Regions from separate parts of the Homo sapiens genome. Here regions 2, 3, 4 and 5 are each linked to region 1. Evidence: chromatin loops called from intact Hi-C (ENCODE). Cell type or tissue: ascending aorta. All regions are shown on one strand. Links, peaks and the distances in the headings refer to the core of each region. The heading gives the core; the rest is flanking DNA. Region 1 has its middle 80 kb from the start of APOB. Region 2 overlaps LDAH (lipid droplet associated hydrolase). Region 3 overlaps LDAH (lipid droplet associated hydrolase). Region 4 has its middle 6.1 kb from the start of GDF7. Region 5 has its middle 5.6 kb from the start of TDRD15.

What was found. A loop is a pair of places that touch in the nucleus more often than their neighbours do. Peaks named below come from ENCODE experiments on the same cell type or tissue, not always from the same donor. Only the 100,000 strongest peaks of a DNase experiment are listed, where the experiment ranks them.
Region 2: a loop joins it to region 1, with 5 times the contacts of the local background. A loop is called at or near these places in 67 of 110 quality-filtered maps.
Region 3: it touches region 1 in a loop (6-fold over the local background); 8 of 110 quality-filtered maps call a loop at or near these places.
Region 4: a loop joins it to region 1, with 7 times the contacts of the local background. A loop is called at or near these places in 103 of 110 quality-filtered maps.
Region 5: a loop joins it to region 1, with 7 times the contacts of the local background. A loop is called at or near these places in 4 of 110 quality-filtered maps.

The regions. Positions count from the first base shown.
Region 1 is chr2:20,960,604-20,966,654 of GRCh38, forward strand. No RefSeq gene overlaps it. Among named protein-coding and RNA genes, the nearest start is that of APOB, 80 kb to the right of the region's middle. RefSeq lists an enhancer at 2,451-2,500. In ascending aorta, for the core only: a CTCF peak has its summit at 2,564 (motif pointing left); DNase peaks (open chromatin) are centred at 1,478 and 2,538; H3K27ac peaks cover 1,442 bases.
Region 2 is chr2:20,779,092-20,785,142 of GRCh38, forward strand. The region is part of intron 3 of LDAH (lipid droplet associated hydrolase); the gene reads right to left. Among named protein-coding and RNA genes, the nearest start is that of LDAH, 41 kb to the right of the region's middle. In ascending aorta, for the core only: a CTCF peak has its summit at 2,742 (motif pointing right); no DNase peak of the experiment used is centred there.
Region 3 is chr2:20,719,676-20,725,726 of GRCh38, forward strand. All of the region lies in intron 5 of LDAH (lipid droplet associated hydrolase), which reads right to left. Among named protein-coding and RNA genes, the nearest start is that of GDF7, 56 kb to the left of the region's middle. In ascending aorta, for the core only: a CTCF peak has its summit at 3,087 (motif pointing right); no DNase peak of the experiment used is centred there; H3K27ac peaks cover 3,239 bases.
Region 4 is chr2:20,658,046-20,664,096 of GRCh38, forward strand. No RefSeq gene overlaps it. Among named protein-coding and RNA genes, the nearest start is that of GDF7, 6.1 kb to the right of the region's middle. In ascending aorta, for the core only: a CTCF peak has its summit at 3,604 (motif pointing right); DNase peaks (open chromatin) are centred at 3,606 and 4,146.
Region 5 is chr2:21,115,360-21,121,410 of GRCh38, forward strand. No RefSeq gene overlaps it. Among named protein-coding and RNA genes, the nearest start is that of TDRD15, 5.6 kb to the right of the region's middle. In ascending aorta, for the core only: a CTCF peak has its summit at 3,142 (motif pointing left); a DNase peak (open chromatin) is centred at 3,142.

The sequences.
Region 1 (6,051 bases), core at 967-4,966:
CAAAATCTGTCTTAGCTTCCCATCGCTGCTATAACAAGTCACCACAATTTGCTGGCTTCAAAAAACACACATGGATCTTACAGTTCTGTAGAAGTTTGACATGGGCTTCACTGGGCTAAAAGTAAGGTGTTGGCAAGGCTGTATTCCTTTCTAGGACTGATGTAATTCAACTCTGTGTCCCCACCCAAATCTCACATTGAACTGTCTGTGTCACCACCCAAATCTCACATTGAACTGTCTGTGTCACCACCCAAATCTCACATTGAACTGTAATTCTCAATGTTGCAGAAGGGGCCTGGTGCGAGGTGATTGGGCCATGGGGGCAGACTTCCCCCTTGCTGTTCTTGTGATAGTGAGTGAGTTCTTACAAGATCTGGTTGTTTAAAAGTGTGTAGCCACCTTGCACCTCGATCTCTCTTGCTTCTTCTCTGGCTGTGTAAGATGTGCCTGTTTCCCCTTCACTTTACGCCATGATTGTAAGTTTCCTGAGGCCTCCCCAGCCATGCTTCCTGTGCAGCCTGAGGAACTGTGAATCAATTGAAGCTCTTTTCTTTATAAATCACCCAGTCTCAGGTAGTTCTTTACAGCAATGCGAGAACAAGCTAATACAGGGATGAATTCATTCCCTTCCCTTTTTCACCTTCAAGTGCCTGTATTCCTGGGGCCCCGGCCCCTTCCTTCTTTTTTGAAGCCAGTAGCTGAGCATCACTCCAAACCGCTCATAAGGAAATGGCATTCTACTTGAGTAGCAGACAGGTGAGCCAACAAATACAATCTCATGTGGTAAGCGAAGAACAGGTTCAGGGAAGAAGCATGGTCAAAAAAGGGCCCAGTACCCTGGGTGAGAGAGGGATGGGTTCTCAGAGGGCTGCTACTCAAGCCAAGGCTTATCTTACCTCCTCTACCCAACTGTGGAAAAACTTGAAGAAGTAATTGGGTATAACTCATCTTCTTATTTTCCTTGATGCTAAATTCACTGCTTTGCAACCTGTAGACACCCAATAAATATCACTTGCAATGAACCAGTTCTCTTCTGAGTCATTTTTGTCTTCTGGGCTACAGTTGCAGATGGGAGATGAGAGAACAGTGCCAAGCTAGAGGGCTGAGCTAGCATCCTCAGGACAGAGCCCTAGCTTTAGGGCTTGGCAGATTTTTATTGTCATGCATTTTCTTCCCTTAGCAGAGATGAATTCCAGAATTGAGGCAGGAAGCTCTCTGTTTAGTTGTGGGACCTCACCAGGAATTCACCCCAGACATCAGGGAATTAGATTTAAAATCTCGCCCTTGCATTTAAGCAGGGCTTTAGGATCACTTGGGGGTTGATAATTGATAGATGTCTCCTCGTTTGAGTTTCTTCATAAAATAACATGCAGGGAGCAAGGGAATGAAATTGAGCAAGTGAAATACTTGGCAGAGTCTCAGGAAAGACGTTAAGAATAGATCTATGAGCTGTGCCCCATGGCGGGGGGGTTGCTTCTGAGTCGGGAGGTGCATGGGTTGGCGGCAGGAGGAAGCGTCATGGAGCCTCTGTTTCTGAGCCCATGTGTTGAGATTCCAGCCTCTAGTCAGAAAATTCCCCTTGCAGCTTCTGCCTGGTCCAGCCCCTGAGCCATGAGCATCTTCTGGTCCTCTTGCCTCAGATTGTTCCCCATTCACTCTTCCCATCTTCTCCTTCACACAAACTTCAGGATCAGGACCCACAGAGGTCTTGGGACCTGTAGGCTGCGGGAGAAGGCTGTGGATGTTTAAAACCACATGTCACCACCTCCTGGCAGGGGCTGGCTAAGGACAGGACTAAACTCTCAGTGGTGAGTTAATGTTTGCTGAGGGAATGAATGAAGGAATGACATAGGCAAAATGAAGCTAAATTATCCGTTAAGGTTATCTATGGTACTTTCCCTGGGCCATGATTCTCCCTCTTAGATGGGAGGAGCTCAGCTCCCTAGACCCCTCCTAAGCTCTTGCAGGGCCTGTAGCATCCAGGGATAACAGAGCAGAGGACTGGGGCAGCCTACTTTCTTTGAAGGGCCACTCTCCATGCCACCCTTTGAATCAGCACTGGTGACCAATTAGTAGAGTGTGATATGAGTAGTGGATGAAGACCTGTCTAGCATTAAAAAAAAGAGACAGAATTGAGAAATAAGGGTATTGCTTTGTAAAAATGTGCTGCTGTTTTGCACATGATAGACAGTATACTAAAAGTGGCTTGCAACGTTAAATGTATTTCTTACCATGGGTCAAGGTCAAAAAAGTTAGAGCATCCAGCATCTCAGAATTGCTGAGGGCTCTCATGCTCCCTGGGAGGAGATGCTAAGGTCTGACCAGGCAACTTCAATTGTAAAATAAAGATGCCTAACCATCCACAATGACCTCTTCCTGAGACCTTGGGGGCAAGTGGAGGAGGACTGGCTGGGAGTAAGAGGCCAGGGCTCTGAGCCTCCATCTGTGTGTACTTACTGTGAGCCTTGGGCACATTGCTAATTCCTCTTCCACCTGTTTTCTCCTCCAATGTGGAGGTTACATTGTGTCTGTGTGCACTGCTGCCCTCTGGTGGTGAGCTCTATACTTCACTGCAGCCACGGCATCCAATTTGGGTTTGTTGACTGGCTTGTGGCTGTCCAGATTTTCCCCTCTTCTTGTTCTCAAAAGGTGAGCCTTACCCCCAGGTGGAGTAGCATCCCACATGTTAAAAAAAAACTCACATGTGTTGTGAGTTTTCTGCAAAGGCCTCTGCTGTTCAAATGCGTTGCCTGGAGATACTCTCATGCGAGAATGTAAATCAAAGGGCAAGCTAATAGGGAACTACTTTGTAGCCAAAGTTTGATGAGGTCCACCTGCTTCAGGGTACGTAGCTGTATGCCAGGTACTCTTGATGCATCTGCCGGCTCTGAACAGTGTTTTATGAAGCTGTTGAGAGAGTGGGACCAGATGTTTAGAAAGAAGAGCTTGTCTTGTCACTTCCCTCAGCTTCTTCCTTTTTTGATGGTATCAGCAACTCTTTGCATTTCCAATTAAGACTCTAGTTAAATTCCCTTCAGCATTTGACTCAACCTCTTGCAAGAGGCAAGATAAGTGATTTAAAAAAAAAAAAAAAACTCTTACTTAAAGAGCATGTTGCATTGTTCTGAGATTTATTTCTAGTAAATCAAAGGGGGACTGAATGTCCCTTAGCATTGTCCTGGGATTGATAAAGGTCAATTGTCTGCAGAAATATGGACCTGAAGTCTCTCCAAGGTTAGAGGTTTCATATTCATGGTCAATGCATCTTCAAATCTCCCATAGCAAATTATCTTGGACCATTGCATTTAATAGGTGCTTAATAATTGTGTGTTAAAAGGTTGAATGGATGAATGAATGAGTAGAGTCTCAGAAATGGCCCTTCAGATGAAGTTTCCGAGCTATGAAGTAACAGTGTACAGTGCACCATGCATGAAGCACATCGGGCAAGGGAACTCCACTGTTACATGGTAGGATTGGTTGGCCTGGAATCAAGTCAGGATATTTAATCAATGAGGTTGAAAGACCCAAGTAAACATTTAGCAAAACTGGAGTCAAAGCACATTTCAAAACAATCATTTAGACTGTTAAGCTGCTATCTTATAGAGTTGGGGGCCCAAAGTAGGGAGTGTTTTATTTTTAAACAACTTGCTTCCCTTCTGACTTCAAGAATCCCCATGATGGTTTGGTTTTGAGGACATTACCAGTCAACCGCAGCCAAGAAGTGATTAGCAAATGCCTGCTCCACAGACGTGGGTCTGACTTCTGGGCTAAGTTCAAAGCAGAGCTCTTAGTTTAATAATGATACAGGATTCACTTTCCTTGAAAACTTCCTATGCTGGAACCATTTTGAGAAAAACAGAAATAATCATGGAAATTTGGGGGCACAAATGAAGACAGGGAGGAAACATTACATGCATATCTGAGTACTTGTCTACAACCCTCACAATGCATCCTGGAGAAGATGTCCCTCCCTTATTCTCTTGATAGGAAATGGCCACTGTTTATAATGAGGCAGAACAAAGCAGGGGCTTACTTCCCCCCCGATGCCAATCAATATGCTGAGAGCTGGCTCCAGTGCTCCCAGAGCCATGGATCAGTGTTACTGCCTTGAAAATCGCTTATTGCTGTGTCATTTAAAGGAATCTGATGAAAGGTTTGAAAGAAATGCTATAATTCTACAAAATATCTTCAAGTGGCATTTCCCAAAACCATGGACAAGTACTGATAGTGTTTTGTGAAATGATTTTAGCCAAAACATAGATAAATATTTTTATTTTAATGCTTATGTATTTAACACATATTACAAATATATACAATTAGCATACCTTACCTGTGATTTCATGAATAATTTTTCTTAGGAAAAGACTAAATAATCTAAGTAAAAATAATACAAAACAAAATAGAAAAGACAAGAAAAGAAGGCATTTTAACTTAAAACCAATAATAGTAGATAGTAAAAACTGTGAAGCTCGTGCTTAAACAACGTGGTTCGGGGAACAGACTCAAAGTGTGTGTTAAGTTTTTGCACTACTATTAGGAGAAACACTGCAGTATAATTCTGCAGTGATTTTTGGAACAAATATTCAAAACTACCACCTAGGGAAAGCTCAGGCACTGTGGTTGTACAGGGAGGAAGCTTTGGGGCCATGGCCACTCTCTTCTTTTCACAGGGAACGTTTTGACAACGGAGTCTTTCTAGTGCCAAGTCTCTGTGCTCCACCAGTGAAGACCGTAGCAGGCAATGATGACTGTGCTTGGAGTCTCCACACTGGAAAGTGGGCTTTTTCCCTGACTTGAGCCCAGCAGCCATCAGAGGGAAGTGGACATCCCCAACGCCATCCCCTCTGCCCACCTGCCGGAGTGTGACTTCCCACCAGTGCCATCAAACCCCCACAGTGCTTCAGAGTGTAGGCCAAGCTAGCAGGTAAGTTTCCCATGAACTCAGGCTCCTCTACCATCTGGGTATGCAGGCTAGAGCATGAGCCCCCACTGCACCTCTTTCAGCATTAAGATATTTCTGAGGCTTTCCTGATAGAGAAGTGGCCTGGGAAGGCATTTAAGAAGACAGCTTAACTGTCCAGGTTCCTTTTCTGTTGACCCTCACCCTGAATCTTGAATCTTGACTAGGGAATTCACCCCTGGCCTTGTGCTGGACTCTTTAGGGACAGAGGTGGGACATGAGATGTTGGCGCTGGGGGAAGCAAGTCTCATCTCACCGAGTGCTCTCCTAGAGAAGGAGCTCAAACAGTGCCCAGAGCTGGTGCTGGGATGCCATTTGGTGGTCTGGAAGTTGCTGATTGCTTTCTCTGTCACAAAGCCTTTGATTTCCACCGGCTTATGTGTACACATGTGGGTATTCTTGGTGGCCTGGCCATTGAGCATAATTAAAAGAAATGATTGGCTTTCTCTTGATGCAAACATCTGGTTTTACTTGAAACAAGATGACTTAGCTGTTTCAGAAACATTCTTGTAACCCTGGATTCACATTTTCTTCTTAAAATATATATTTTCTCTGTTCGGGCAGTATGTTAATGTAAACACTCCTTGTAACTGACAACCGACAGTTTCAGAAGTACGTGGGGCTCCAAGCACCGGAGGAACCGCAAGAATGATTGCGTTTTTGATTTGATCACTGGAAATCTGTTTCAACAGTCACTCTGATTTAAACAATTACTCTGATTTATACTCCAAATGCTGTAATTTGCAGAAAATGTAACCATGTGAGGACATTTTTGTAGAGTATGTCTTGGCAACTTTGTGTTGTTGTGATGTCATTCACTTCAGTTTTAAGGAAGCACAGAGGAAAGAAAAGAAGGAAAACAGCGTCCTTTTTGATGTGCTTTCCTGACCGCCAGGGAAAATGTTCTCAAGTCTTCCTGGCTTACCATTCCTTACCGCTCCCAGCCCACAAGGCCAACACTGAAGGGCTATGAATGACATTGAGGAGAGAAGCGAGAGCCAAGATTTCCTGAAGGCCAAAGAATTAAGTCCAAGAGTGGGGGCAGCTGGTTTTGTTGTCCTGTCTGCTGTCTCTACAGTTAAGACAGGGTA
Region 2 (6,051 bases), core at 825-4,824, 180 kb before region 1:
ATCTCACACCAGAATTTGCTCAGCTACTAAACCCTTCCATCCTGCCCCCAGTCATTACTCCAAAGCTGTATCTTAATAACTAAACAACTTGCATGTAAAAATTGAAAGGCTAAGAATAATATTTCATATTTTAAAGAATTCTTTGATCAAGATGAAAATACAGTTTCCTTGTGAAGCATGTTCTCACCCATAAGTGGGAGGTGAACATTGAGAACACATGGACACAGAGAGGGGAACAACACATACTAGGGCTGTTGAGGGGTGGGGCGGTGAGGGGAGGGAACTTACAGGACAGGTCAATAGGTGCAGCAAACCACCATAGCACACGTATACCTATGTAACAAACGTGTACATTCTGCTCATGTATACCTTTTTTTTTAAGAAAAAATAAAATAAAAAGTTTCCTCCTTAATTTCTTTCAAATACACAAAAAAATAATATGTTGTTCACCATGCTATACATATATATAAATATATATAACTACAAACATAAAAAGAGACATGAAATATTTACTCTAAATTCATGATAGAACTAGAGATGGGATACAAAAAACAAACCTTTTTCTGTATTGTTTTATTTCACTTATTTTGTTAACAAAAAATATTTATGTAAATATGGCAATGTTAACTGTCAATTGTGAGTAATAGAAACTTTGATTGTTATATAACTCTATTTTGCTACGTTTTTAAAAATTTCTCAAAATAAATTTAAAAAAAAGAATGCATTGACATGCGGTTGTTCCTAGATATCTTACACCTATTTTGTAGGGAAAATCACCATTGATTTCTTTCTCACATGGAATACAGAAGCCCCCAAAGATGTTGTGGGTTGATACTGAATATCAGTGAATTGGCTCAATGAGAACTGTGGTCCCTAATTCTGTAGGCTTACCTACTTCATCGATCCATAAGGCCTTCCTTTCACAACTGTCCTGAGGTTACTAGGCTGAAGTGGGAGTACACTCTCATCAAACCCCAGCTCCCTCCCTAAGTATTCTGTAAGCTCCCTGTATCTAAACACTGGTACAACTCTGTTAGCTCTTAAAGTATGCATTACAGTGAAGGAGATGGGAGATAATTATTCTATTTAACACTGCTATCTTATTTAGAAAACAAATTTCAAAATTTGTAAACCCCAAGCATATGTTTTATAAAATAATTTTTAATTATTATTCTCCAAACGGTGAAAACCACAGTCATCAAATTATGCTTTCCACTTGACTAAAACCAATTATCTGCTAAGGACTTCAACAGTCCTTAGCAGGAAACAGCAGAGAGATTCAGCAAGGAGAACATAATGTTATAGACTTAGCAAACAATAAAAGAAAAAGGCATAAAAAGTGTGTTACTTTTTATTGTAAAGTGATATTTTGGAAACAGCCATGTTTCCATGGCTGTTACTTGGAAAAAGCCATGAGTTCTGTGGCTATGTGTGGTTATATGGAAAGGTGAAGCATAAGGTTAAAAAGGAAAGTTGGGTATAAATGAAGTAGGAAACTGAACTTCACACCAAGGAGTCTGGACTCGGTTCTGTGATCAATGAGAAGATACCTATAGATTGCCAAGAGAGGAGCGCACAATCTGGTCTGTGTTATGGACGTTAACTGCAATGCTCACTCTCCCTACTTCTGTCTGCCCTGGGACTCTTAACAATTTGCTTGATTCCTAACTTCTTCTCTTGCTCTGCACTTTGGTTTTTTGCTCTTCTGACCCACAGATTTACGTGCTTTCATTTCTAGGGACTGTGAGCCCTGAGAGTTGATTGATTGGTTGTTCCTGCCTTGGGCTCATCTAGTCATTCCATCTTACCTCCTTGTTGCCCTGCCACTCCCAGTCCTGGCAAGAGAAAGCTCCACTGGGTTTTCTCTCTTTCTTCCTATTTGGGGGACTGCAGTGAGAGTAGTTTATTGTTTCTTTGGATAAGCATGACTCAAATTCATCATTAGTTGCAAGATTGTATAACTTTTTTAGGTAATGTTTTTATCTGCTAATACAAAACCAGCATGATTTCTAGCTTTCATTTCATACTTTCTAAACAATGACTTGAAATAGTTGATAATGAATTTCCCATCATGTGTGCTGACTCTATAGCAAATCAAATCCAGAAAACAGTTTATACTCCTAACTCCTCAAATTTTCTTTTCACACTTTTTTTCCCCTCGAATCATCCCCTTCTGACATTGGTGAACATCTGTTCTTCCAATTATATTCAACTTATGATTGTGATAATGTGGTCTACTAGAATATTATTTCCAACTGTTCATAATTTTAACATGTGCTAATATGAAGGAAAACATACTTTCAACATTTGATGTGTGGTAATAGCTTATGCCCTTTTTCTCAATGATTACATATTTTTCACGCCATTATTTTGCATGCCAGAAAATCAGTACCTTAGGACAATCTTGGACAGCAAATAATATATCTGTGTTGCCTATCCAAAGCCACTATAGCATACATTTGCAAACATAACCTCCAATGTGTACAACAGATGAGAGCAGAACTGTTCTAGCTGAATGGGGGGCTGGTCCAAGGCCCAGAGCCCTACTTAGCCTTCACAGAACTTTTGAGCTACTCAGATACAGAAAGTCACAAACCTAAAAGGTGGAGACTGGCAAGCAATTCTAACTCTTTGTATACCCTTGTAGCATGACAGTTAATAACCTAGTAGGTTGTCAATAAGTCCTTGATGATAATGAGTTGCCCTCTCACCCTCTCCAGAAACCACAGCTTCCTTTGGCGCTATGGTGGCCCTTTGGGCTAATGCCTCTAGATGGCACTATTCTCATTAGGTAGCAAAGAACCCAGACTAATTACTAAGTTATTAACTCAATAGTACACAAGCAGGCCAACTAGAGATAAACATATTCAAAGTAAAGTTATAAATAATAAGATGTCAATTTACAATAAGAATTAAAGCTGTTTCCTAAAAATTCAGACACATGACAGATATTTTCTACTGGTTTTCCGTATCAGTGTTTATTGTGAACATCTAGGGCAGTGGTTCTGAAAATGTGGTCCCGAAAATGTGGTCCCAGGACCAGCAGCACCAATATTACCTGGGAACTTGTTAGAAATGCAAATTCTCAGGTCCCACCCCAGATCTACTAAATCAACAACTCAGAGGTAGCCACCTGTGTTTTAATAAACCCTCCAGGTGATTTTGATGCATGCCAAAGTTTGAGAACACCTGATCAAGGGTGATCCTCTGAGTCTGTTTTCAACTTTCAAAGTTGCCATTCATGTTCTCTTCAAATGTTCGCTTCTGTCTATAGTATGACTTAAGATAGCTCACTTGATCATGACCATATCCTTTTAATGTGATGTTGAATTCAGTTTGCTGGTATTCTATTGAGAATTTTTGCATGTATGTCCCTCAAGGATATTGACCTATACTTTTCTTGTTTTGTCCTTATTCAGCTTTGGTGGTTTAATTTCTTTAACAGATACAGTCTATTCTGATCATCTATTTTTCCTTGTGTGAGTTTTGGGAGCTTGTATCTTTCAATAAATTGGTCCCTTTTATCTAAGTTAAGTTTATTGTCCTTTTATTATCTAAGAGATCAGCAGCAATGAATCTTCTTTTCTTTCTGAATACTTGTAATTTGCGTCTTCTCTTTCTCCCCCCTTGGTTAGCCTGGCTACAGGCTTATTAATTTTATTAGTCTTTTAAATAACTAGCTTTTGGTTTGTTGATTTTTTTTCTAATAATTTCTTGTTTTCAACTTCATTGATTTGTGTTCCCATTTTTATCATCTTTTCTTCTCTTTGCTTTAGGCTTAAATTGTTCTTTCTCTGGTGTCCTAAGGCAGAAACTTAGGTAATTAACTTTATATCTTCCTTCTTCTCTAATACATGCAGTCAATGCTATAAATTTCCTTCTAAGCACTAGTTTTGCTATATCCTACCAATTTTTATAAGTTGTATTTCCACTTTTATTTTGCTCAAAGTATTTTTATGTTACTCTTCAGACTTCACTGACCCATGTGTTATTTAAAAGTGTGTTGTTTAACTTCTAAATATATTGGGATTTCCTAGCTATGTTTCTGTTGTTGATTTCTAGTTTAATTCCACTGTGGTCTAAGAGCATACCTTGTATAATTTATACTCAATTTTAAGTTTCTTAAGGTATGTTTTATGGCCCGGAATGTAGTCTATCTTGGTGAATGCTCCATGTGTGCTTGAGAAGACTATGTTGTTAGATGAAGTAGTCTATAAATGTCAATTAAATAAAGTTGACTGAAGGTGCAATTCAGTTCAACTATATCTTTACTGCCTTTCTGTTTGCTGGATCTATTCATTACAGAAAAAGGATTGCTGATGTTTCCACTTATAATAGTGCAGTCTATCAGTTTTGCCTCCTGCATTCTGACCTTTGTTGTTAGGTACATATTTGTTAAGGATTGTTATGTTTCCTTGAAGAACTGGTTCTATTATCATTATGTAATGCTCCTCTTTATCCCTGACATTTTCTTTTTCTGAAGCCTGCTTTGTCTAAAATTAAAATAGCTACTCCAGCTTTCTTTTGACTAGTGCTACCATGGTATATCTCTGTATATCCCTTTACTTGCAACATATCTGTGTCTTTATACTTAAAGTTTTTGTTTGTTTGTTTTAAAATGTTTATTTGTTTGTTTTAAAGACAAGATCTCACTCTGTCGCCCAGACTAGAGTGCAGTGGCATGATCTCGGCTCACTGCAGCCTCAACCTCCCGAGTTCAAGTGATCTGCCCACCTCAGCCTCCTGAGTAGGCTGAACCACAGGTGCGTGCCAGCACGCCTGACTAATTTTTGTATTTTTCTGTAGAGTTGGAGTTTCACCATGTTGCCCAGGCTGGTCTCAAACTCCTAGGCTCAAGCAATCTGTTGACCTCGTCCTCCCAAAGTGCTGGAATTACGGGCGTGTATAACTGTGCCTGGTCCTAAAGTGGTTTCTTGTAGACAACATATAGTTGGATCTCCCCCTACCACTCCAACAATCTGTGTATTTTAATTGGTATATTTAGACCATTCACATTTAAAGTGATTACTGAGGCTGGGCATGGTGGCTCATGCCTGTAATCCCAGCACTTTAGGAGGCCAGGGCAGGTAGATCACTTGAGCCCAGGAGTTCAAGACTAGCCCAGGCAACATGGCAAAATCCTGTCCCTATAAAAAATATAAAAATTAGCCAGGCATGCTGGCACACACTTGTGGTCTCAGCTACTCAGGAGGCTGAGGTGGGAATGATCACTTAAGCCTGGGAGTTTCAGGCTACAGTTAGTCTCGTTGGCACCACTGCACTCCAGCCTGGGTGACAGAGTGAGACTGTATCTCTAAATAAATAAATAAAGTGATTACTGATATAGTTGAATTAATAGCTATCATATTTATAAATGTTTCTTCTTTGTTATACTTGTTCTTTCTTTTTAAAATCCTACTCTCTATTCCTAGCTTTAATTGAGCATTTTAAATGATCTAACATTCTCTCTTCTTCTCATAATAATTATACTTATTAAAAAAATTTTTTTTTGGCTGGGCACAGTGGCTCATGCCTGTAATCCCAGCACTTTGGGAAGCTGAGGCGGGCAGATCGCTTGAGCCCAAGGAGTTCCAAGACCAGCCTGGGCAATATGGTGAAACCCTGCATCTACTAAAAATCCAAAAATTAGCCAGGTGTAGTGGCACACGTCTGTAGTCCCAGCTACTTGGGAGGCTGAGGTGGGAGGATCACCTGATCCTGGCAGGTTGAGGCTGCAGTGGGCCAAGATTGTACCAATGTACTCCAGCCTGGGCGAGAGAGTGAGACCCTGTCTCAAAAAAAACAAAAAAAACAAAAAAACACAAGTTCATCTGAAGTAACACTATACCATTTCACCGTTAGTCCAGGTATGTTACAACTGAGTATTCCCAATTCCTCTCTTCCATCCTTTATAACATGATTGACATTCATTTCATTTATCCATGTTGTAATTACCCAACATACTGTTACTTTTATTACTTTGAATAAACAGCTATCTACCAGATCAATTTGGAACAAGAAAAATAAACTTTTTAAACCTTTATTCCTTCT
Region 3 (6,051 bases), core at 1,185-5,184, 240 kb before region 1:
AAACCACAGGCCAATATAACTGATGAGCATAAATGCAAAAATCCTCAACAAAATACTAGCAAACTGAATTCAGTAACACATTGAAAAGATCACCATGATCATGTGGAATTCAGCCCAGGGAGGCAAGGATGGTTCAGCATACACAAATCAATAAACATGATACATCACATCAATAGAATCAAGAACAGAAACCATATGATTGTTTCAATACATGCTGGAAAAGTGTTTGATAAAATTCAACATCCCTCCATAATAAAAACTCTCAACAAACGGGGTATAGAAAAAACATACCTCAATACCATAAGGGCAATATATGACAGACTCACAGCTAATATCACACTGAACAGTGAACAAAGTATTTCCACTAACATCTAACAAGACAAGATGCCCATTTTCACCACTTCAACTCAACATAGTATTAGAAGTCCTAGATAGAGCAATTAGGCAAGAGAAAGAAACAAAGAGTATCCAAATTGGAAAGGAAGAAGTCAAATTAACCTTGTTTGCAGATGACATGATCTTTTATTTAGTAAAACCTAAAGACTCCATCAAAAAACTCTCAGAACTGATAAATAAAGATAGTAAAGTTGCAGGATACAAAATCAACATACAAAAATCAGCAGTGTTTATATACGTTTACAGTGATCAATCTGAAAAAGTAATCAAGAAAGCAATCCTATTTACAATAGCTACTAAAAAATACCTAGGAATAAATTTAACAAAAGAAGTGAATTTAACAAAACAAGTTTTTCTTTATAAGGAAAACTATAAAACACTGATGAAAGAAATGGAAAGGACACACACACAAAGGAAAAGATATCCCATGCTCATGGATTGGAAGGGTTAATATCATTGAAATGTTATATGACCCAAAGCAATCTACAGATTCAATGCAATCTCTCTCAAAATACTAATGACATGCTTCACAGAAATGGAGAAAACAATCCTAAAATTTGTATGGAATCCCAAAAGACGCCGAATTGCTAAGGAATCCTAAGGAAAGGAAAAAACAAAAACAAAAAAACAAAGCTGGAAGCATCATACTACCTGACTTTAAATCATGCTACAAAGCTATAGTAATTAAATCAACATGATACTGGCATAAAAGCAGACACAGACCAATGGAATGTAATAGAGAACTCAGAAATAAATCAGTATACTTACAGCCAACTTGTTTTCAACAAAGGCACTAAGAACACACATTGGGGAAAGGATAGTCTCTCTAATAAACATTATTGAAACTAGATATCCATATGCAGAAGAATGAAGCTAGATCGATCCTATCTTTTACCATATACAAAAATCAACTCAAATGGATTAAAGACTTTAATAGGACATGAAACTACTAAAAGAAAACATTAGGGGGAATGCTACAGGACATTGGTCTGGGGAAAGATTTTTTTCGGGTAAGACCTCAAAAACACAGGCAACAAAAGCGAAAAATAGACAAATGGGATTACACCAAGCTAAAAAGCTACACATAGAAAAGTAAACAATCAACAAAGTGAAGAAACAGTCTACAGCATGGGAGAAAATATTTGCAAACTATCCATCTAACAAGGGATTAATAACCAGGATATTTAGGGAACTCAAACAACTCAATAGCATGATGACAAATAATCTGAATAAAACATGGACCAAAGACCTGAATAGAAATTTCTCAAAGGAAGACATACAAATGGCCAACAAGTACATAAAAAATGCTCAGCATCACTATCAGGAAAATGCAAATCAAAACCAAGACTACAAATTAAGTTCACTATATACTGCTTGGGTGATGGGTGGACCAAAATCTCACAAATCACCACTAAAGAACTTACTCGTGTAACCAAATACCACCTGTTCCCCAAAATCTATGGAAATAAAACATTAAAAACAAACCAACAAACAAAAAAAAAACCCCACAATTAGGTGTCATCTCACTCCAGTTAGAGTGGCTATCAAGAAAAAGACAAAAAATAACAAATGCTGGTGAGGATGCAGAGAAAGGGGAATACCTGTAAACTGTTGGGAATGTAAAGTAGTATAGCCATTATGGAAAACAGTTTAGAGTTTTCCCAAAAAACTAAAACTAGAACTACCACATAGTTCAGTTCAGCAATCCCACTGATAGGTCTATATCCAAAAGAAAGGAAATCAGTGTATCAAAGAGGTATCTGCATTCCCATGTTTATTGCAGCACTGTTCACAGTACCCAAGATACTAATGAATCTAAGTGTCCATCAGTTGGTGAATGGATAAAGAAAATGTGGTATATACACATAATGGAATATTATTCAGCCATAAAAAGAATGAAATCCTGTCATTTGCAGAAAAATGGATGGGATTGGAGGTTATTATGTTAAGTGAAAACCAGGCACAGAAAGACAAATATTGCATGTTCTCATTCCTATGTGGGAGCTAAAAAGTGAATCTTACGGCTGGGCACAGTGGCTCACGCCTGTAATCCCAGCACTTTGGGAGGCCTAGGCGGGCGGATCACCTGAGGTCAGGAGTTCGAGACCAGCCTGGCCAACATGGTGAAACCGTCTCTACTAAAAATGCAAAAATTAGCCGAGCGTGGTGGTGTGCGCCTGCAATCCTGGCTACTGGCGGGGGAAGGTGGGAGAGAGGAGAATTGCTTAAACCCGGGAGGCAGAGTTTGCAGTGAGCCGAGATTGCGCCACTGTACTCCAGCCTGGGCGACAGAATGAAACTGTCTCAAAAAAAAAAAAAAAAAAAAAAAGTGAATCTCACAGGGGTAGACAGTAGAATGGTCACTACCAGAGGCTTAGAAAGGAAGCGGGGTGGAACAGATGAGAGAAATTGGTTAAGGGGTACAAAAACAGAATCAGATATAAGAAATAAGTTCCTGTATTTGATAATGCAGTGGGAAAATTATAGTAATTGTATATTTCAAAATAGCTAGAAGAGAAGAATTGTAATGTTCTTAAAACAAAGATAAATATTTGAAGAGATGGATACCCCATTTACCCTAATCTGATCATAACACAGTGTATACAGGTATTCGAATGTCACATGTACCCTAAAATATGTACAACTATTATGTAATCAAAGAAAAAGAACAATCTCAAAATATTTTTTAGAAAACCTTAACACCATCAGATGGCACTATATACCTACTAGATTGACCCAAATTACAAAACATAGCAAAAACAAAAAATACAGACAATACCAAGTGTTGGTGAGCAAATGAAGCAACATAAACTCATATATTGCTGGTGGGAGTACACATTGGTACAACCACTTTGGAAACCATTTAGTATTGTCTTCTGAAGCTAAACATATGCATACCATATGACCTCTGCATTTCCTCTCTGGATGGACCCAAGAGAAATATGTGCATAAGTTCACTGAAAGGCAAGCATAAAAATGCTCTTGACAGTATTATTTTTAGTAGTACCACATTGGAAACAACCCAAGTATTCATCAATCATAGAATAAATAAATACACTGTAGTGCATTCATCCAGTGGAAAAGTATTTAGTAATAAAAATGAAATAATTAAAGTTGCAACATACAATGTTGACTGAGAGAAGTCAGACACAAACAAGTATACATTATACAATTCCAGTTATTTAAAGTCCAAAACCAGGTACATCTAGATGTTAGTAGTAGTTACATTTGGGAAAATGGAGTAAGTGAGATGGGCAGAAGCATAAGGGGGTCTTCTGAGACTCGGGCAATGGTGATTCTTGAGTGGGTGGCAGTTAATAGAAGTTTGTTTTGTGATAATTCATGAAGGGACACATTTATGTTTTAAGTACTTTTTTGTCATTCTTAAATTAAAAAAAAACTTAAAAATTCAAATAATTTGTAAGGAGTCCTATTTTCTGAAAGTAAATTTTTTCATCAGGGAATGTACTCCATCCCACCTTTATTCCTACCCTTATTTATTTCTTGGTAATTTCCTATCTAAGCATATATTTTTTTTAATAGAACACCAGCTTCTTTTCCAGTAATTGCTCCAAGGAAGCCATCTTTGTCATTCCTCAGAAATGCTCATAATACAACATAGTGGTCAGAAATAATAATACCAAATAGAAGTGTAATTTCCTAAGTGGAAAACACATTTCTCTTGGCAATGACTGTCAACAGCATTCCTGGAAATCCAGCAGAACTCAGAATTTCAAGCACTACAGTGAAGGAAATGTCTAGTAGCAGTAGTAATGGAAACAAAAACATGAAGGAAAGAGAATGATTTGGAAGAATGTTAATTCTTTACTTTTGCTCCATTAAACACAGGTATAAAAAAGACTAATTGAAGAGTCTAATGTTATTTACTAACATTATTTTCTAAGATTTGCTTAATGTCCAAAAATTACTATACAACTTTAACTTATGCTGGCTAAAAGGTTTGAAATAGCCGAGTGAGGGCTAAAGCTGGAAGACCAATAGGGCATTCATCTCACAGGTCAAATGTTATCACCCAATTCTCCAAGTACACATAATCCATAACAGAAGGCTGCCTTCTAATTGCCTATCCTGGTGCCATTTTGTCTGTCTGGAAAAATCCCAACTCACCTTCAAGTCCAAATTCATTCATCTTCTCCTCTGTTACTTACCTAGGTATTAATAGAACTGATCTCTCCTTTCTCATTACCATTCATACCTTGTATCTGATTTATGATAGCCCTATGATATATTAAAATTCTTCATATTTTTTCTCTTCTATCCCACTGTAAGTAACTTAAGGGCAGGAACTATATTTCATTCATTATTCTCTCCAGTGCTTATCTGAACAGTTAGCTCACAGCAGGTATCAGTAAGGAAGGGTTGTTAAGTGAAATAAATGGGAAGAGACTGACAGAGAAGGTTACTCAGCTAGTGCTTTGGAAAGCGGGGTGGGGAGGAAGTGGTCCAAGAGCTGACATCATGATGGAGGCCAGAACTAGAGGCTGAAGCACACTGACACTGGTAAGCCAAGCTGGCAGGTACTGGTATAAAAGTGAGATGAATAACTGAAGGCCAGAGTACAAGTCTAACAGCCCCTGTTGGGACTAGTCAGAAACTAGGCCACATACACACTAGTTATAAGAGCCAGAGACAATGTAGAGGCAATTTAAACCACAACTAATCATAAAATGGAAGGTGATGCATAAATAGTTTTCTAAAGTAGAACTGCAAGGTGGCAAGCCAAGTTGTGCTGCTGTTTTGGTGGTACGTAGCCTAGTACCACTAGTATGATTCATATTAGAATGCCCCAGTTTGTTTGGCTTTGCCATTATTGAGGAGAGGGACTTGTTGGTACTGAAGCAAGGGGAATTACAGGAGATGGGCATGGTTTCATTATGACAGGTGAATTTGGGAGGTAGGAAATCAACCATTGTGGGTGTATATACCGCAATATATATGTGAGTTTTACTCTTGGTCTATGGTGACTGAGATACTACTTCTAGTCACTTTGATCTTATTTAAAAGGTCTGACAGATTCTACATGTCCAAAATATACCACCACGTTTACAAGGAAAAATCACTTTCTTAAAGTACTCATGAAAAGGTTTGACAGGTTAGGAAAAGGCTTTGGTAGATTCAGCACCATGATGGGGGGTGGCTGAGGAGAATAATCATTAGTAAGCCCATTAATACCGATGAAATGCCAAACATTTTAAAACTCCCTTTAAAATAAAAAATACAATAATCTTGGGAGCTGAGATGAGCTCTACTGTGGATGGGTACTTATTTAGACAAGATTTGAAGAAGACCTGTCACAATTAAGAAATAAACGGTAGACCTCACTGTGAGCTTATCTTGCCAAGGGTTACAACGCCTGAAGGCATTCTGCAGGAACATGGCAACGATGGATTTTAGTTCTGGTGGACTGACTGTCTTACCTCAGTGTTTGGTAGGTGGGCTATTCTGAGATTAAGTCCATGGATGTTGAATCTCAAGACCATCTTGCAGTGTGGATGTAGTAGACGCAATGTAACTACCTAAAAGCCAACAAAAATTTTCATTTCCCTTGATTGACTCTACTGAGTCATGGGGAAATCAAAACATATGGCTTTTCTCTATTCCTCAGAGTAAGGGATATTTTGGCTACTAATCTAA
Region 4 (6,051 bases), core at 1,341-5,340, 300 kb before region 1:
CATTCTCCTACTGTATTAGTCCATTTTCACACTGCTATAAAGACATACCCAAGACTGAGTAATTTATAAAGGAAAGAGGTTTAATTGACTCACAGTTCAGCATGGCTGGGGAGGCCTCAGGAAACTGACAATCATGGCAGAAGTTGAAAGGGAAGCAAGGTACCTTTTTCACAAGGCAGCAGAAAGACGTGCCAAGAGAAGGGGGAAGAGCCCCTTACAAAACCATCAGATCTCATGAGAACTCACCCACTATCATGAGAACAGCATGGGAAAAACTGTCTCATGATTCAGTTACCTCCACCTGGTCTCTCCCTTGACACGTGGGAATTATGAGGATTATAATTCAAGATGAGATTTGGGTGGGGACGCAAAGCCTAACCATATCACCTATATAACCACAGTGCAATGATCATGCTCAGGAAAATTGACATAGATACAACAGTCTAACATACCATCTGTGTTCCAATTTCTCCATTTGTTCAAACAATATCTTTTTTTTTTTTTTTTTTTTTTTTTTTGAGACGGAGTCTCGCTCTGTCGCCCAGGCTGGAGTGCAGTGGCGGGATCTCGGCTCACTGCGAGCTCTGCCTCCCAGGTTCACGCCATTCTCCTGCCTCAGCCTCCCAAGCAGCTGGGACCACAGGCGCCCGCCACTACGCCCGGCTAATTTTTTTTTTGTATTTTTAGTAGAGACGGGGTTTCACCGTTTTAGCCGGGATGGTCTCGATCTCCTGACCTCGTGATCCGCCCGCCTCGGCCTCCCAAAGTGCTGGGATTACAGGCGTGAGCCACCGCGCCCGGCCCAAACAATGTCTTTACTAACAAATGCTCCCCATACCTTCCCATCCTGACATCCCACCCCCAGTGAAGACTCTAACTGAAAATCCTGCATTGCATTTAATTATCACGTTCTTTTAGTCTCCTTTATTCTAAAATGGGCTTTTTCATCTTTCATGACATAGATATCTTTGAAGAGTTTAGGTCAGTGGTTCAGAATATGCCTCTGTTTGGATTTGTCTAATTGTTTCATCTGTTAGGTGCAGATGAATCTTTGGCAGAAGTGCCACACTGAGGAATCCCTTTCAAGAGCACGTGATGCCAATTTCCCCCATGATTAGTGACATTAAGTTTGATTATTTGGTTAAGGTCAATTCTGTTTTCAGAATTTTCTTACAAGCATGTTTTAAGATTTTTATGAAGCTCCAACCATGGACATAATTCTTGCTGGTTCCTGCAATGAACTCAGAAAAGTATCCCTTACCCAGACTGTATAAATATTTACATATTTTCTCCAAATACGCTTATAATAGTTTCAGTCTCTAATAAATTCTTTGATTCACTAGGAATTAATTTTGGTTTATGTCACAAGAGTCTATTTCCCCCTCTAAATACTTAATCAAGCATCTAGTGTCATTCACTGGTAACTTTTATTAAACAAGTCATCCTTTTCCCTCACTGGAATTGTCACTATTTTTCTACATATTTTCAAAGATTGTTATTTGTTTCTGGATTCTATTCTGTTCCCGTGATCTGTCAATCCTCCTTCCAGTGCTATATGGGAATTGGTTTATTTTGATATCTGATAATGAAGATCTCCAAGGAGGATTTATTGTTTGACGATGTAAAATGTGAGTAAAAGCAGAAAGATGAAAGAGAGAGTCCCAAGGAGGTTTGAGGGCTGGGGTGGCAGGGCAGTGACAGGCAGACAGAAACATGTCTATCCGTGTGGCTTTGGCTTGGGTGTGAACAACTGAGAATCAGCCCTTTGCCCCACCTCTCTATTCTGCCCACCCTGTATCTCAGTATAATATATCATGGCGTATTTCCAAGCCATGCATGTGGATCTAACTCAGTCTCACACTGGGGGAATCATAATTCACTCTGAGGGTATATTATCATTTTGTCCTTACTAGATTAAGTATCATCTATTCCACTTTTTATTATCACCTCAATTTTAAACCTTGTATATTTATCTTCACGTGTGCAAGTATAGCTATAAATGAAACAACATTTTTACAAGGGAAAAGTAAAAGTGCTGAATCAAAGCCTTTCCTTCTTTAAAATGTTGATGCTCTTCTTGAAAAATCTTTTTTTTTTAAATTTAGATAGCCTGTATTTCATGATCCATGTTCTTGAAAAATCTCTACGAACTTATATTCCTGCCAAAGGTATATGTAGATGTGCCCGTTTGCCCATCCTTTTGCCAATAACGGGTTTCATATTTTTCAGTTTTGCTAGATTTAGAGAGGAAAAAAGTGCTATCTCATTATTCTTTCAATTTTGCAGTGATTTGCTAATGACTTTTTAGATGTTGATTCTGTAACCCAGTGTTTTTACTAACTTCCAGATTTGTGTCCCCAGCAATGAGGACAAGCATTTTGATTAGAGTCCTCTAGCTCCTCATTCAAACCAGGAATGAAGACTCGGAGGACAGAACCTAGCTGGGCTCTGTTTTAGTTGCCCTAAATTAACACCTTATTTAGGATGGATCTGCTACCTAGGAAATGAGGGTGAGAGGGCACATGGGGGAGTCATAGCCTAGGGCCAGGTTCCCAGTTTTGTAAGTGCCTCGTTCTTTGCGGGGCAGCCTCGGAGACTGCCTCCTGCAGACAAATCTCACAGACACCTTTACTATGTGGACCAGAAGAGCTGAGACAGCCAATCCCCAGACACCAGGATCCGGTCAGCCCTGTGATCCTCCGGGTCAACACTCTGTTTCAGGAACTGGTGGATCATTTGTTCCCAATATTGTCATCCTCAGGGGTGGCTGCAAGTCTCATATCCTAGACTGTGGACACATCTTCTAGTTCCTCCAACTCTGTTCCTGTCAGCCCCTATCTTCCCAGGCGGCAGATAATTTGGTTCCTCTAATCATTGTGGGTCTAGAACAGAAACCCTGAGCTCTATCTAAGTAAGACTGGAGGGCTGGGCATTCCAAATTATTGCACAAAGAGTCCGCAGCTTTTTTTCCAAAAGTAGTTTTTTGTTTGTTTGTTTATTTGTTTGTTTTAAATCTCATGTGTCCACAAAGGTCTCCAAGAAAATCTACTGAAGACACAGCTGCAGAACATTCAGAATACTGAAATCCATGGTGAGCAAGTCCACAGAGGGGAAATGCCTCCAAGACAGTGGCCACACCCAGGAGACTGAATGAACAAGCTAGATGAGCTGGCCTTCCAACTGGTTAAACCAGGACTTACCCAGATGGCATGAAACGCCACCATTTTTTTTTTTTTTAACTGAGCCAGCACTGGGGCAAGGACTTTTCCTACTTGATTTAATCTACTCTTTGACACACCCCTTATAAGTAGGCAACCCTGTCCCTGTTTAAAGACAAAGAGACAGAAGATGACAGAGGTTAATTTAATCAGGGTCACAAAGCTCGAACACAGCAAAAGTGGATTGGAAGCCAGATCTTTATCATGACCCTATACTGTAGTCTTTTTCCTGGGTCAATGGAAGCATATGGTCCTTGTCACTCATCTCCCAGGACACCTTACAGCCCCATGCGAGCTTGTTCACCTGCAGAGGCCCAGAGCACTGGTTCCTGAGTCTTCTCCCAGTAAGTAGGAAGTTCCTCAACACTGCACTGCTGTTACAACAAGTAACCAGCAGATGGCAGTGTCCACCAGCCCTCCCTGATTCGTCCCAAACCCAAGGGCTCTGAGATGTCCCTTTTGGAAGGCTTCTGGTAAAGAAGCTACCTTTCTCCCTTCTTCTCTGTTGCCTCTCCTCCCCCTCCCGGTAGCCTGGGGCACAGGGGCAGGCCACGCCCAGCGGCCTGGGGCCAGAGCTGTGGCTGACCCCAGTGTGGATGCCAGAGCTGTTGCTCTGAGTAACCTGGGGCCGGGTATCACCAGTTGAGCCTGGGAAATTCCTCTAGCTTCAGGAAGCCCAGCCCTGGGCATCCTATGGGGCTAAGCCAGAGCCCGCTGCAATCTTCCCACCTTGCTGTCCCAGGTCTTTCTGTGGGAGACATTTGCAGCAGATTTCTGGACTGAGAGGAGTCCATCATCACCAGACCCAGAGAGGGTGGATGGCTCTGCAGGCTGTTGTCATCAACTTCTGTCCCTTGCCTTCCCTGGGAGACCTAACCCAGAGCCCTATCTCCTCACCTCCAAACCTTTCTCCAGCTCTGAGTCAAAAGGCCCAGAGGCTACGGTGGGTCCAGACAGAGGACAGGCTCCTGGCTGGGTCCCAGGCAGTGGACCCATCTCACACTCTTCCCGTCTTTCACTGCAAACCCTGTGGACGTTTGATTGTCAGCCTCACTGCACATCTGGGGTCTAAAGCCAGGAAGGGTGAGGAACTTGCAGCCCAAGTTTAGAGGCACGATTTGAATTGAGGTCTCTTGACTCTCAGGATTATCAGTTTTATGTTCCAAGTTAGTGCATGGCTGCAGGGACCCAGCATCCCCAACAGAGGAGAGGGGAGGGCAAAGGCTGACCCTCATTATGTTGCACCCACAGGGTGCCCTAAGCAGAGGTGAGGCAAGACCCTCTGGGCTGCAATGGAGAACAAAGGCCCCTGATCACAGGGGGACCCAGGATAGAAGATGGCTATGATGCCAAATGACAGGCTACTGATCACATCCCCTTGTTGGGGACTTGGCTTCTGCATGTGGACAATGTAGAGTAGGTTGCCTCTAAGGGATCTTTTAGTTGTCTTGTCATCAGACATGGGGCCAGGTGTCTGGGTATGGCAGGAGACCCTGGGCAAGGCTGAGTAGGCTACAGCTGGGGCTTGCCCAAGTTCCCGTACCTGACAGTCGCTTCAAAATGGCTGTAGCTGGCGGGATCCAAGACTAACTCCCTAAGTAGTATCAATCTAGTGTTGTAGGTTCCCAGATGACATGCAAACTCCCCACAGCAAAGGTACCTTCGAGAGATGTGGCTCTCCTAGTAGTAGTAGAGAGGACTTCCTCACAACCGGGTACAGGAAAGCACAACCGTAATCCCAGAACTTTGGGAGACTGAGCCTGGGCTCAAGAGGATGCTTTGAGGCCACCCTTGGCAACACAGCAAGACCCTGTGTCTACAAAATATTTTTAAAAATTAGCTGGGTGTGGTGGCTTGTGCTTGTAGACCCAGCTACTAGGGAGGCTGAGGTAGGAGGATCACTTGAGCCCAGGAATTTGAGTTACCGTGAGCCATGATTCTGCCACTGCACTGCAGCCTGGGCCACAGAGGGAGACCCTGTCTCCTAAAAAAAAAAAAAAAAAAAAAAAGAACAAAAAAGAACTTCCTCCCATTCAGAGGTATCAGAGGCTGCCTTGGATAGGGAGTTCCCCACCTCTGCAGGTATGCAAGTGCAGCCCAGGAAGCAATTTGTTATGATTCAGGCATGCATGGCAAGTTGGCTTAAATAATAACCCCAAAAGTTGTTTTCAGATCCTTGGATTCTATGACTGAATCAGGGACTTGGTGTTCAGAGAAAACAAACAGCTTCTGCAAGGGGTGGAAGAGCAGCAAAGTGCTCTGCAAGGAAGGGTCTGGGGCGGGAATGTGGGAACTGCCCCTCTTCATCCCAGTTGTCAAACATCGCCCCAAGCAGGCTGCTTTCCCCTCCTCCCTCCGTTGGAGGCAATCTCACCTTCTCTCTCTGAGGAGGACTCAGCTGGAGTCTGGAGGTCTGGGGTTTGGGGGTGATCAGATGGATGAAGAACTAAAGTTAGGGCTTTCAGGCCCCAGTTTTCTCCCAACCTTCTCTGATCTCTGCTCCTGACATCTGCCTCTGGGCCTCATCTGCTCCCCAGTGATGGCTGGGGCAACACAGAGGAAGGTTTTCATTCTCAAGGCTCTTAGTGCAGTTAGCATGTGGTGCACAGCTTCAAGGGCTCCGGGCTGTGCAAACTAGCTCTCTCCTGCCCAGCCAATCGACCTAAGGATCCCCACATCACCTAAGAGGAAGTCCCAACTGGGCAGGGCACCTGGAGACCTGGGTCATGGGCAGGTCCTGCTGCTGGTATGACAGGCTATTTTCCATGGCAAGTGTTTTCCGCTTCCAGTTGCGAGCAGTGGCAGGCAAGAGTCCCCTGGGTAACACTTTCAT
Region 5 (6,051 bases), core at 1,046-5,045, 150 kb after region 1:
GTTAAAACATTTTTTTTTTTGAGACGGAGTCTTGCTCTGTTGCCCAGGCTGGAGTGCAGTGGAGCGATCTCAGCTCACTGCAACCTCCGCCTCCCGGGTTCAAGTTATTCTCCTGCCTCAGCCTCCCGAGTAGCTGGGACTACAGGCATGCACCACCATGCCAAGCTAATTTTTGTACTTTTAGTACAGACGGGGTTTCACCATGTTGGCCAGGATGGTCTTGATCTCTTGACCTCGTGATCTGCCCGTCTCGGCCTCCCAAAATGCTGGGATTACAGGTGTGAGCATTTAAGAAGACAGGATGTGTATAAAATATAATCAGTTTCACAGAAATTCTAGCTGAAATGCTTAAAATAAAAGTTTGGTTTTTAAAGAAGTAAGGTTCAGAAATATAGAATGTTAAGGTATATAGACCTAGTCAATCTTTGATAATGGTAGATAAAAATATTCAAAATTCTTCTTGTGAGATTTAAGGTAATGATACGTGGCCAAAGTTGATGTGTATTCATATTACTAAAAACTTTTTTTTTCACACTGTTGTCAGATGCTTATGTATATCTTTTTGGCTACTCATTGTTATATTTCAAATACATAAAATGTAGATTTTATTCAATTTACATTGATACTTTTAGAAGACTTTGAGAATAGGATGTAAGGGACTTGCTTTTCTGTTTCATCATTAATAATGTGACCCATGACTGGATGACATTAATAAATGATGTTCCATACTAAAGGCAATTCTTGATAAGAGACATTATATTGCTCTAGTACACATGAACCATGAACCAATAATTTCCAATTTCCAAAAGAATTCTTCTCCACAAAGACCACAATGAATTTCAAGTGAGATTTAGGATCTGATTTAAATGAACTTAGAAAAACATTTACTTGTATTTTGTCTTATTTCTCGTTTCCCAACTACTCTCTAAATCATAGAATTCATAGGAAATATTAACTGCTTTTTAATTTCTCCTTGGGAAATTCACCAATTTTATACGTTCTGAACTAGGAATTTAACTAGCTCCTATACATTTACAGAAAGAAATTGACTGCCACATATTTGTGACTATTGTTAGAAAAAGGTGAACACTTTATCCTCGCTACTGAGTTGGGAATATATCTAGATGACATTTATGATTGTTTCCTAAATCAAACAAGATATTTGGGGAAGCTCTACTTGCAAAACATATTAAATGGCAAAGAAGCTTTGGTTAGAAGTGAGGAGGAGGGCTATAAGGAAGAAACAGATAGGAGTAGAAAATAAAAGGGCCAGAATAAATAAAAGAAGTCTATTTTGTAGGCTTGGGGAAGGGAGTGCTGAAGCTAAGGGTGGAGCAATGGCATGCAGAAGAAACTGGGGACTTCCAGGGACAAAGGGGAGGCTGGAGGAGAGGAGTGAGGAGGGGCCGGCGAGGTGGCTCCCGCCTGTAATCCCAACACTTTGGGAGGCTGAGGCAGGAGGATCACCTGAAATCAGGAGTTTGAGACCAGCCTGACCAATATGGTGAAACCTTGTCTCTACTAAAAATACAAAAATTAGCCAGGTGTGGTGGCAGGCACCTGTAATACCAGCTATTGAGAAGGCTGAAACACGAGAGTCTCTTGGACCCGGGAGGCGGAGGTTGTAGTCAGCCTAGATCGCTACACTGCAGTCCAGCCTGGGCAACAAAGAGCAAAACTCTGTCTCAAAAAAAAAAAAAGAAAAAAAAGCAATCAGGACAGGTTTTCTCTAAGAGATATGGCAAGCACATCATAGGACAAGAAGGTAGACAGGAGCTTAGGGGAAGGGGCAGAGCTGGGGGTTTCAGGAAATATTAAGAAAAGGAGCTTGAAGGCAATGAGGGTGGAGCTGGCTGGCTGCTCGACCACCTGGAGGGCTGTGCTGGGGAACCAGAAAGAGCTGTGTGGGAAGGAAAGGGATTGGAGGTTAGGCACAGTGGCTCATCCCTGTAATCCCTGCGCTTTGGGAGGTGGAGGCAGGAGGATCTCTTGAGCCCAGGAGTTTGAAACCAGCCTGGGCAACATAGCTAGATCCCACCTCTAAAAAAATATTAAAAATCAACCAGGTGTGGTGGCATGTGACTGTAGTCCTTGCTACTTGGGAGGCTGAGGTGGGAGGATCACTTGAGCCCGAGGTGGGAGGATCACTTGAGCCCAGGAGGTCAAAGCTACAGTGAGCCATGATCACACACCACTGCACTCCAGCTGACAGAGTGAGCCCCTGTCTGAGAAAAGAAAAAGCTTATCAAAATGTGCAAAACCTTTATAATAAAATCTCCAAAATATTGCTGAGAAATCTAACAAATAAATAAATGACTATTTGGATTTGTTGTTGTCTTCAGATGGAGATGACATTCTTTTACAGCTTTCTTTATTAAAACATAAATAAATAAATAAATAAATAAATAAATAAATAAAGGGAGTGGGATGAAACCTGGGCCTTGGAGAGGGAATAGGATAAGGAAGTCCTAGAGGAGGTTGGGGAAGAGAAGAGCCTGGGTGTGTATGGGAAGCCATAGCCTTCTGCCTGTCTAGGAGGAAGGCCACAAGGCCAGGACACTGTTTCTGGGAGCAGATAAGAGATACAGTGAAAAGGAAGCATGCTTCCTTTTCATGTCCCACTTACAATGGTCTTGTGGACCAGATCTGGTGATATGTATACCACATTTTCAGAAAAATTTCAATAATATCATTTTTATCAGCCTCAGAGCTATCTATTATATGACCAGAATGTGTTCTTGTTGGACATTTATATTGTTTCTAGTTGATGTTTGTATGAGCATGCTGTACTGAATGTCCCTGTAGCTAAGTCTTTGCTCACGATGGCAATAATTCCATAAAGAGAAATTGCTGGGAATGGGAGAGTGAGTGTGGGGAAGGGGAATGCCAGAGCAAAGGACATAAACAATTTTAAGGTTTCAGATAAGTAATTTTCAAATTGCTCCAATTAACATTCTAACACAAGCATATGATGATCTCTGTTTCCCCATGTCCCATTATCACCAAGTATTATTTTAAAAAAAGGTGAGATTTAATTACATCTTAAATAGAAAAGACATCTTTCTTTAAAAAGTGACAGGATGACTGCAGATGTACAGGCATCAAGAGAGATTATCAGTAGGCAAGTTCATGCTGCCTCCCGGTGGCCACATAAAAAACTGACAAGATAGAAAACCAAGTCCAACCAGATAGGGACTATCTAAGCAAGTCATCAATGTTAATTTATTTAGAGCTAAAGTTTTAGAAAGTGAGTGGAAGAAACACAGAATAAATGGACTTGATCTTAGCATATTAGAGGATATGGGAGCAAGAAGAAAAACATTCTTACCACTGACTAGAACATGTGACATGATAGTGCGTGATGCACTCAGAGATGATTTATTAAACTGAGTGATAACAAAAAAAATTAACTTTTCGATGTCAGGCTCTGAGGAAAGATCACTTGCAACTTCCTTGAAGGGGCTATGGGACTATCTATATCTTGAGTATTTCACATCTGTTTCTTCTACAAGACAGTGAAGACAACAAGGTGCAGTCTTCTAAGGTAACTATTGCCCTGAAAAGAATACTCCTAAGAGTAATTATGTATTCTGTGTCTTAGACTATGTTTAGGGAAGAAAGTTTATTTTAACATTGAAATTGTTTCTGTGTGCAAAACACTGTGCTCTCTAGGGACAAAGCAGGAAAGGAAAAGGGAAAAGTTGCGAAGACAAATGACGGTTTTTATACTAAAAGGAGTTATCTTCTGCTGTTTTCCAGAGTTCCATCCTCTTCTCTGTTTATCTGTTTCTGCATGATCTCATCTACTCCCAGGACTGCAAATAGCACTTGCACAGTAATCCACTTGCTTACTGAATCTTTGACTTAGATTCACTGTGGATAAACAATATGCTTAGTATTATTTCCATGAGACTTGATGTTGGAGAAACACACATCAAATAATCATATCAATAGGCATGTATTTATAGATTATGATAAGTAAGGGAAAAAGTTCAGGTTACCATGAGAATGTATAACTTAGTGGTTCTTAAATATTTTTCTCTCATACCCCTAATGCTCTCATACCTGTAATGATTGATAATTAATTTACTGATAATTGGGTACTTGCCTAGATTCTTCAATCTTTTTTTAAAAAATAAAGTACTAAAATTAGAGACTACCTGACTTGAAAAATGATTTTCTACCTAGCCATTAGAATGGTCTACAATCTTAATTCCTGGGAAGCTTAACAAAAGGACTTAAAAAAATTATATGTGTTATTATTTCACCTAGATATGCCTTATTTAACACATATGCTCAGAAAACATACTGTTAATTTTAAGATACTTTTTCAAAACTTTTTTCAATGAGGTATAACATATATATATATAAAGTGCACTCATCTTCAGTGTACAGGTCAATGAAGTGTTTTTGTTTGTTGTTGTTGTTGTTGTTGTTTTTGTGTGTGTGTCTCACAGAAATTTGAATAATATGGAAAAAGACACAATGGCCCTACAAAGGCAGGCTTCACAATGCTACTATTTTAAACAGCTGCTTATTTGTTCAGTGTTTCAGGGGAATTTACACTTCAGGGTAACAGACAGTAATAAATATAGGCGATGAAGACCTTTTTTTTTTTTTTTTGAGATGGAATCTCGCTCTGTCACCCAGGCTGGAGTGCAATGGCGTGATCTCGGCTCACTACAAACTCCACCTCCTGGGTTCAAGCGATTCTTCTGCCTCACCCTCCTGAGTAGCTGGGATTACAAGCGTGTGCCATCACACCCAGCTAATTTTTGTATTTTTGGTAGAGACAGGGTTTCACCACTTTAGCGAGGCTGGTCTTGAACTCCTGACCTCAGGTGATCCGCCCACCTTGGCCTCCCAAAGTGCTGGGATTACAGGCGTAAGCTACCGCACCTGGCTAGGAGACATCTTTATTTATAAATTGGAAACTGGGCAACAGTGAAAGGGAAGGAGAAAAGGGGAACCAACTAGCTGATTCTGACTCGCAGGTGGTTTGGTTCTTAGGCAGCTCAGCCTCAGAAAAAAACACATTTAAAAGATGAGGGTCTGAAAATTGATTCCTTTGGGACTGTTATGCCTGTATACCCCCTTGGGAAGCTTTTGGGCATTTCTAAGTATATAGTACAGTATTCCAGTCATGACTACTCACCCAGACTTAGAAGTCTTCTCAGAGGAAGCAGCCTGTAAGCTGAGAACTGAAGGATGAGTATAAGTTAACTGATGTATAGGTAATGTAAGACCTATATGTTCATGGAGACTTCTTCCAGCAGATTTCAAGTTAAAAAGCATGTAAGTTAGAAAGCAGTATGTGTAGCTTGTCTTTTCACTTTGTTAATGGTTTCCTTTTTGGTGAAGAAGCTTTTTAGCTTTTAGCTTGATGTAATCCAATTTGTAATCCAATTTGCCTATTTTGCTGTGTTTTTGAGGTCTTACCCAAAAAATCTTTGCCCAGATCAGTGTCCTGTAGCATTTCCTCAACATTTTATTCTAGTAGTTCCATAGTTTCCAGTCTTAAATTTAAGTCTTTAATCCATTTTGAGTTGATTTTTGTGTATGGTGAAAGATGGGGATCTAGTTTCATTCTTTTGCATATGGAGATCTAGTTCTCCCAGCACCATTTATTAAAGAGAGTGTCCTTTCCCAGTGTATGTTCTTGGTGACTTTGTCAAAAATGGGATAGCTCTAAGTGTGGAATTTATCTAGGAGGAAATATCTGCAAATCATCCCTCCCACAAGGGATTAACAACCAGAATCTATCAGGAACTAAATAACGAAATGCCAAAAAAAAAAACCCCAAATAATCCAATTAAAGGATGGGCAAAAGACCTGCATAGACATTTTTCAAAAGAAGACATACAAATGGTCAACAGGTATATGAAAAAAAATGTTCAACATCACTAATCATCAGGGAAATGCAATCAAAACAGCCATGAGATATCATCTCACCCCAACTAGAATGACTATTATCCAAAAGACAAAAAATAACAAATCCTGTTGAGGATGCAAAGAAAGGGAACATCAGTACACTCTTGGTGGGAATATAAA